Regions from separate parts of the Homo sapiens genome. Here region 2 is linked to region 1. Evidence: chromatin contacts called from ENCODE Hi-C or POLR2A ChIA-PET data. All regions are on one chromosome and are shown on one strand. Each heading gives the region's core, a stretch centred on a gene start or an enhancer-like site at or near the end of the contact. The rest is flanking DNA. Distances are from core to core; before and after follow the strand shown. Region 1 holds the start of CD44-AS1 (CD44 antisense RNA 1). Region 2 overlaps SLC1A2 (solute carrier family 1 member 2).

Region 1 (4,019 bases), core at 616-3,115:
AGTTAAAATGCAGATCCTGATTCAGTAGGTCTGGGTTGGCCAAGGATTCTGCATTTCCAACAAGTTCCTAGGTGATGTCCACTCTGATGGTTAAAGAATCATACTTAGAGAGTGGCTGGGGTCTCTTGGTTTTAGAGATCATGCCCCTTAATAATAACTCCCTACTTTTTCAGAGTACTTTCACACTTCTGGTACCCTGTCTTCCTCACAATAACTCTAGGAAGCAACTGAGGCAGATGATTTGATCTCCTTTTTACTAACAAGGAAACTGAGTCTGGGAAAGGTTAAGTGCCCTGCCTAAAGTCCCCAGTGAACCTGTGACTTCTGTCTCTATTTCAGAAGCATTTCTAATGAATCCCTACCTCCTAGTGCTCCTCCATAGAGAGTTATTGTGGAAGCCACCATGTAAATATCCATCTTCATATTTGTTTTCAATGTGTAAACATTTAAATCTGATGGTGAGCCTCACTCAAACTTGGGCATAAAAAGGGGAGACAATAATTGATATGGCTTAAATCATTTACATGGGGTCACCTGGATTTATGATGTTCAGGGAGACCACAGTAAGGCAGCACTGGCAGAACCTCCCAGTAGCCCAGCAGTAGAAGTAATTAGTAAACCTACCTCATGTCAGACTTTTGCAGTCTGGGGTAAGGTTTGTAGGGGTGTGATCTGAATCACAACAAACAGGAGTCTATTTAAGAATTCATGCCTGGGAGTAATTATGGTCATTATGGAATGCCTTCTCCAGACTGTGCTATGAGAAGTAATACAAGGCCCTCCAGGCTTGAAAGGTGGCTCCATCACTCTCTGGTCCTGTCAACTCTGCCAAGTTACTTACCTTCTCTGAGCCTTAGTTTCCTCATCTGTAACATGGGGATAATAATAGTACTTACCTATGTCACAGAGTTTATAGGATGACTGAATGAGTTCATACTAGATAAACTCTATGAATTTGCTGATATTAACCTGTTTTTTTGTTTTTTGTTTTTTGGTTTTTTTTGAGACAGAGTCTTGCTCTGTCACCCAGGCTGGAGTGCAGTGGTGCAATCTTGGCTCACTGCAAACTCTGCCTGCCAGGTCCGAGCAATTCTCCTGCCTCAGCCTCCTGAGTAGCTGGGATTACAGGTGCGCAGGACCACGCCCGGCTAATTTTTGTATTTTTAGTAGAGACAGGGTTGGCCAGGCTGGTCTCGAACTCCTGACCTCGTGATCCACCTGCCTCGGCCTCCTAAAGTGCTGGGATTACAGGTGTGAGCCACCGTGCCTGGCCGATATTGACCTGTTCTTGACCTACAATAATGGCAGTTCCATTTGGCCCAACCTAATACATGTAAAGTGTTTAGAAAGATGCTGCTGGCACACAGTAAATTCCCAACAAATACCAGTGATGATATCATGTGCCAGGATTATGCTAAATGCTTTACATGTATTCTATCATTTAGTCTTTGAAACAATGTCCTGTGACAATTGTTATTATTCCAAGTTTATTAGTTGAGAAATGTTGTCTCAGACCCTTTAAAGCATCTTGCTCAGTTAATATGCGGAGGGCTGGAATCGAACTCAGGCCATTTTTGCTACAAAGCTCAAGCTCTTAATCACTCTGGTGTAGTGCAAGGTTAAATTGGGACACTGCTTGAATTCTTCCTGAGGCTTTCAGATGCAAGGCTTTCCTCCAGAGCAGTAGCTCTCAAAGTGCAATCCCTGTCCCAGCAGTGTCAGTATTACCAGGGAACTGATTAGAAATGCAAATGCTTGGGCTCCACCCCAGACCTACTGAATCAGGAACCTTAAGGGTGGGGTCCAGCATTGTGGTTTAATAAGCCCTCCCTGCAATTGTGATGTATGCTAAGAAGGTTTGAGAACCACTTCTCTGGAGACACTGACTCATACTTCGTTGGTAGTCATCATTAGGCTCAATGATTATAACAGTAAATGACTAAAGCAGTTTTGAACTCACCATCTGATTCAGATCCATGAGTGGTATGGGACCCCCCACTGGGGTGGAATGTGTCTTGGTCTCCTGTAATGAGCAATCAGGAAGGTCAGTACTGCATGTTTTCACTTACACTCCCATCTGCATTTCTTTACCTTTGCATTCTTATACAGCCTATCACAAAGTTTAGTCTTTTTAAGGTATTCCAAAAAATGATGGCAAAACAGCCTTGAATGGGTCCACAATGTTAATTACCGTTCATTGCTTAATCCACTGATAAATGAGCTAGAACTTTAATAAGAATTAAGGAAACTGGGGCAGCAAAGGCTAAGAAGGATGACCACAGGAAGTTTTGTAGAAACTTTGTTTTGGTAGAAATCCAAGAACTGTGGTAAGGAACATGCTAACAAAAATATTGTGATATCTTTGCAGGTATGAGGTTGAGACTAGACATTGTACATTTTAAATAAGGACAATATGAATTGGATTATGAGAAACATAATCACTGCAAATGGGCATACTCTGGCTTAGGGCATGAAACAGAGATTTCTTGGCGGCAGGAAATTAGTATGCAATAAGGAATCTTGGGATTGAATGATGTAAAGATTCAAAGAGAAAGGTCAACTACTTATTTTCAAAAAAAATTGAAAATAAGTAAAAAAGGAAATGGTGAGATGATAGCTAACATTAATAATGTGTATTGGAATATGGGTATTATAGTAAGTTTAAAATAATTTTTTAAAGTTAAATCTGTAGTTTCAACATGACTAGTTAATATAATCCTAGCTTCTCAAACATCTATCACCAGAAAGCTTTAGATTAAGACAACCTCATGAATTGCTAGAATCTAAATCCATAGGTCAAATCTTGAATGCAGCATATTAAAACTCTCTCCCCCACCCACATTTTTCAAAAGCATACTGGAATCTTTTTTTTTTTTTAATCACAGGACAATGCTTACATAAAATGGCTACAGTTATCCATTATGAAGGCACCTTATAAGGAATCTATAGTAACCTGATCGTCACCATTTCCTTGATTAGAGAAGGTGGAAGCGGGTGACACTTAGTCACCTGTGTAACTATATTGAAGAGACAGATTGCTTTGTTCCTTGGCTGATGGTTAAAACAAATGAAAACAACATTTGCTGAAATGCCACACCAATACTCCCACTACCAAAATCACCATGACCGTCACCATCCCATCACCATCATTATCACCATCACCATCACCATCACCACCACCACCACTGCCACTATGATTCTAAATGCTTCAGTTCTTTTTTGGGGGACGGAGCCTCGTTCTGTCGCCCAGGCTGGAGTGCAGTGGCACGATCTCGGCTCACTGCAACCTCCAATTCCTGGGTTCAAGTGATTTTCATGCCTTAGTCTCCTGAGTAGGTGAGACTACAGGCACCTGCCACCATGCCTGGCTAATATTTTGTATTTTTAGTAGAGACGAGGTTTCGCCATGTTGGCCAGGCTGGTCTCAGACTCCTGACCTCAAGTGATCCGCTTGCTTCAACAAATGCTTTAGTTCTTAACATTAAGCGTAAAGACTGAGAAAAATGTATAGACATAAATGAGATTTATGTGGGTGAGTGTTTTTGAAGAAAACCAAGGATGAGAATTGGGTGACTTAATTGTCTAATCCATGGAGAATTATGGAAAATCTGTCCGTACCACTGTGGAAATCAGAAAGAATCAGTGTCTGTGAATATCAGTCTTGTAAAAAGCATTTGATTTACTAACATTAGGCTATAAGCATTCTAGGGTACTGTGACTATTAAAATTGCCATTTAAACTTTAAATTCATGGCTGGGCGTGGTGGCTCACGTCTGTAATCCTAGCACTTTGGGAGGCTGAGGCTGGTGGATCACTTGAGGTCAGGAGTTCGAGACCAGCCTGGCCAACATGGTGAAACCCCATTTCTACTAAAAATAAAAAAATTAGCCGGGCGTGGTGGCACACATCTGTAATCCCAGCTACTCAGGAGGCTGAGGCAAGAGAATCGCTTGAACCCGGGAGGCAGAGGTTGCAGTGAGCCGAGATCGCGCCACTGTACTACAGTGTGGGTGACAGGG
Region 2 (4,019 bases), core at 835-3,334, 150 kb before region 1:
GGGGCACTGAGAGCATCTGAGACATGCTCACATTTCTTTATCCAAAGGAATTCACGTGGCAAAGGACGTCTTCAGGGATAGAGAAGTGTAATCCTCCCACAGAGGTGCAGCAATACTTGAGAACCAAAACAGGCCCTGAACCCTGATTCATAAGTATAATAAACTCTAGTTGACACAGTACATGTAATAGATGGTTAACTGAGAGCTACCATCCAGACCAGGGTGTTTTGACCTCAGCACTATTGACATTTGGGGCTGGCTAATTCTTTGCCGTGGAGGACTGTTTTATGCATTATAGCATGTTTAGCAGCATTCCTGTCCTCTACCCACTTGGTGCCCATAGCCTCCCTCCCCTCACCTCATAATTGTGACAACCAAACATGTCTCCAGGTGTTGCCACGTGTTCCTAGGGGAAAAGTCACCCCTGTAGAGAGCCACTGATGTAGACCATATATGCATTGCTAATTCCCAAGGAACTGAAATAAATTGTGGATGCCTCGATGGAGGTGTGCACAGCCTGATGGGAGAGACAGACAGACAGACATATAAACTGTAATGGCCAGTCCACCCTGGGTAACAACAATTTGAATTATGTAAAGAAAACAGAAATAGTTCAGGAGTGGTAAACATCACTTTTGTTGCAGGCTGGGGATGGTCAGGGAAGTCTGCAGAGACAGAGACAGCAGAGCGGGGTTTTAAAGGATGAAGAGGAGTTTTTCGGATGAGTGATCCCACATGTAGAAGTTAATGTTTCTGCTTGAAAATGGCATGTGTTACTTTGGTTCTGTGTTGGTTTGGGTTCCTAGGAGCAGATTTTACGACAAGGATTCAAACTCACACCGTTTATGATCTTTGGTGATTGTGGAGACTTGGGAATGCTACACTGAGACTGATGCTGGAAATGCTGACCTCAGAGCCAGGCTGATGGCAGGGCTGTAGTTACACCAGCTTTACCATATCATTGATCATGTGTAAGGAGCAATGTCAAGGGCTTTGGAGGCACTTAGAGGAGTTGCCCAAATGGCATGGATACAACCCAGCCCCAGAGGGACCAGAAGCACCTTTGCTGTATTATTTTAGTCAAGGGAGAAAGCCAGCTTATTCCTCGGCCTCCTCAGTATCATCTCCTGACCCATCCACTTTGATGTTTGTCCCATGTGTTGTGCAAACAAAACTGGATGTGGATTTGTCACTTAACATCTCTCTGCCTCAGTTTCTTGACCTGTTAAACAGAGATCATAAGGTTTTCTCTCTTGCTAGTTTCACAGTCTTACTCTAAAACGCATTGGCTGTGCGTTCAGATGAACCTGCCCTGCTCTGCCATCCACCAGGTATGGACTTCTTTTTCTCCATTTTCTCATCTGTAATATGGGCTTAATACCCACCTCACAGGGTTGTCTTGAGGACTGAATTGTGTGATGTCTATAAGCCCTCAGCCCTGCACCTGGCACACACAGTAAGAGAATAAATGACCATAAATATTAAGAAATAGGTTGAGTGTGCATAATGATAGCTAACTTGTATTGAGTGCAGGTGATGTTCCAGGCACCATCATGGGGGTGTGTATGTATTAACCTATGACTACAATAGGTATCCTGATTATCTCCATTTTACATATGAAGAAACTAAGGCTCAGGGAAATCTGATCACTTACCTAATGTGTGTAGTTAGTGAGTGGTATTCAAACTTCAGCAGACTGTTGAGCAAGTAATTGCTTTGCTGGATTGTTTAGTGCTTGGCATTTTACCATAGCTCTTTGAAAAGAAAATCAAGTCTTTAGGTAGATAGTTACATTCACCAAATGATTAGAGCCAGTGTAGCTACTACTGGGTAAATGAACTTTTCTTACTATTGACTGAGGCCCCTTTAGTACACTTACAGAATATTAATAAGAAAGTAGGTGAGAAGAAATGTATTTTTAATCACAGTATCTGAGCTGGCTTCTCAGTGTGAGTCTACATGGGTAGATGATGAATCACCCCAAACTGACCCTTTCCAGAAATGCCTTGTGAGGGCAGCACAAAGGAAAACTTTCCATTGCTTAACTCTCCCCACAGCCCCCACCCTCAGCTATTGAAATAAAATGCCAAGAGGCTGCTTGCCAGCTCCTGGACACCACCTCCAGAACAGCAGGGAGTGTCTTCTCTCCCTTTGTGGCAGGGACACATATGGTGTTCTTAGTGTCAGAGCAAGCAGACTCTGTTCCAAGAGCTGCTTTTCAATCCAGCCTCTGTGCATGGGATGGCAGCAATGGAAAACAGTGCAGGGTCCTGGGTCTGAGGGTCATCCTCTTTCTGCCGGTGCCCCTGCCACCTGCTAAGCTCTTGTCTTTGGTGGAACAGGAAATACCACTCAGTGCAGGTACAGACCTAGCCTGCCTTGTACACCTCCGTGTCCTGGTCCTTTGTAGATGCTTGAATGAGAACCAATCAGTGAGGAAAAGGTATGATGCCCCTCCTGTTCAAAACACCTATTGAGTACCAAGTACTACACCCAGATATCATTTTCTTCCTTCTTTCTTTGGCTCAGGTCCTAGCTCCAGACCTTGTCAGCCACGTGTCCTGGAGCAAGTTATTTTCTCTCTCTTTGCCTCATCAAGAAGATGGACATAATAATAATTCCGTGCAGAGAGTTGCTGGAAGAACTCAGTATAAAGCAACTGGCTGACAGAAAGTGCTCTAAGTGCTAGTTCCTCTGTCATTTTGAGACCAAGCCAGATGTGTTAGAGATGTCCCTGGGGGAACTTGTATCCTGGAATTTGACAGCCTGGAGAGATCTGAAGGCATTCTCTGGTCCTGTACCCCAAATGAGGTTTGAAACCCTCCAATGAGCTCCCTATTTTGTAAGTTACAAAACCTTTGGCAACCGAGAAGAGGCATCTGTAGCAACTTTAGCTGTGTCCCAAGCTCCAAGCCATCCGCCCTTCCTTCCCCACTACCAGGCAACAGCCTGCTGTCTGCCTCCTACTCAGACATCCACGGTCTGGAACAACCCCAAAATTGTCATCTGGGGCAGAATACACAACACCCAAAAGATGGTTTTGCTTTCTGAACCTCACCTGCAGCCACTCCTGGCTTCTCCACTTCCCATCCTTTATGACATTCATGCTGCACACCTCCCCTTCTCTAGAGAGACAGTAAGCCTCTCCAGTGAGAGGCAGGGTGTGCAATAGTAACATGCATTGGCTCAGGAGTCCGACTTTGAGGGTCTGCCGCTGACCTGCTTTGTGAACTTCAGCAAGTTGCTCAGTCTCTCTGTGCCTTCTTCTTGTCCCCAATAGGAATAATAGTAGTGCTACCTCATCAGGTTTTTGAAAGATTCAAACAAGCCAAATGTGAAGCATTTAGAATGTGGCTGGCACATAGTAAGTCTTCAGTGAAGATTAGCTAGTATCATTGTCCTAAAGTGATAAATGTCACCAAAAGGGGGAGTAGATGCTGCAACTAGAAGTTGGATGTAGTCAGGCTGCTAAGACATGAGACCTGAAAATCCAGTTTGCTGTGGATTTGCCATGGATTCCCATGGCGACTCTCAAAAGCAAAGTTGCTCAAAGGCCATTTAAGGCTCATAAAGTCAATGGTTGTTTTGCCTAAGAAATTTTTGTGGAATGAACAAATACAACATAGTAAGGATAATCATAATAGTTACCATATGTTGCATGCCACATTCCAGGCACTTTCACATGTATTGATGGAATTAATTTTCACTACAGTCCCGTGAATAGTTATTATTATTATCATCTGTTGTATGAATGAAGTATTTGAGGTTCACAGATGTTAGATAATCTGTCCAAGGCCACACAGCTCATGAGTGTTGAAAGTAGGATTGGAATCTCAGGTGGTGCTCCAAAAGATGTCCACTGCAGGCCACAGGATTCTTTATTTTAACATATTTATCTATGGCTGCTATTAGGAACCAACTGAAGAACAGTCCTCTCTCAGATGTTATATCTCCTGTGAAAATTTCAGATTGGGATTGAAATGGCCCAGGGAGGGGCCAGAGACAGCTATGAAAGAGCC

The links. Hi-C counts contacts between places; a loop is a spot of excess contacts on that map. ChIA-PET counts read pairs that join two places held with the same protein, here RNA polymerase II (POLR2A).
Region 2: a map of PC-9 shows a loop between it and region 1 (2.4-fold over the local background). The contact joins the enhancer-like site here to the promoter of CD44-AS1 in region 1. A Hi-C loop is called at or near these places in 3 of 168 maps with a recorded cell type or tissue (MCF 10A, PC-9 and right cardiac atrium). POLR2A ChIA-PET finds 5 or more read pairs at or near these places in 2 of 52 experiments (AG04450 and OCI-LY7).

What each region holds. Positions count from the first base shown.
Region 1 is chr11:35,212,856-35,216,874 of GRCh38, reverse strand. CD44-AS1 (CD44 antisense RNA 1) reads left to right here and starts at 1,865. Exons shown (of 2, transcript NR_174965.1): 1 at 1,865-2,044. CD44 (CD44 molecule (IN blood group)) reads right to left here. Exons shown (of 18, transcript NM_000610.4): 15 at 1,961-2,023. RefSeq lists an enhancer at 1,436-2,635.
Region 2 is chr11:35,362,261-35,366,279 of GRCh38, reverse strand. All of the region lies in intron 1 of SLC1A2 (solute carrier family 1 member 2), which reads left to right. Among named protein-coding and RNA genes, the nearest start is that of SLC1A2-AS2, 55 kb to the left of the region's middle. Within about 2 kb of position 2,084, at least 19 of the 41 ENCODE cell types and tissues checked have a DNase peak (open chromatin) inside an H3K27ac peak, as active enhancers do; they include PC-9, where a contact is called at or near this core.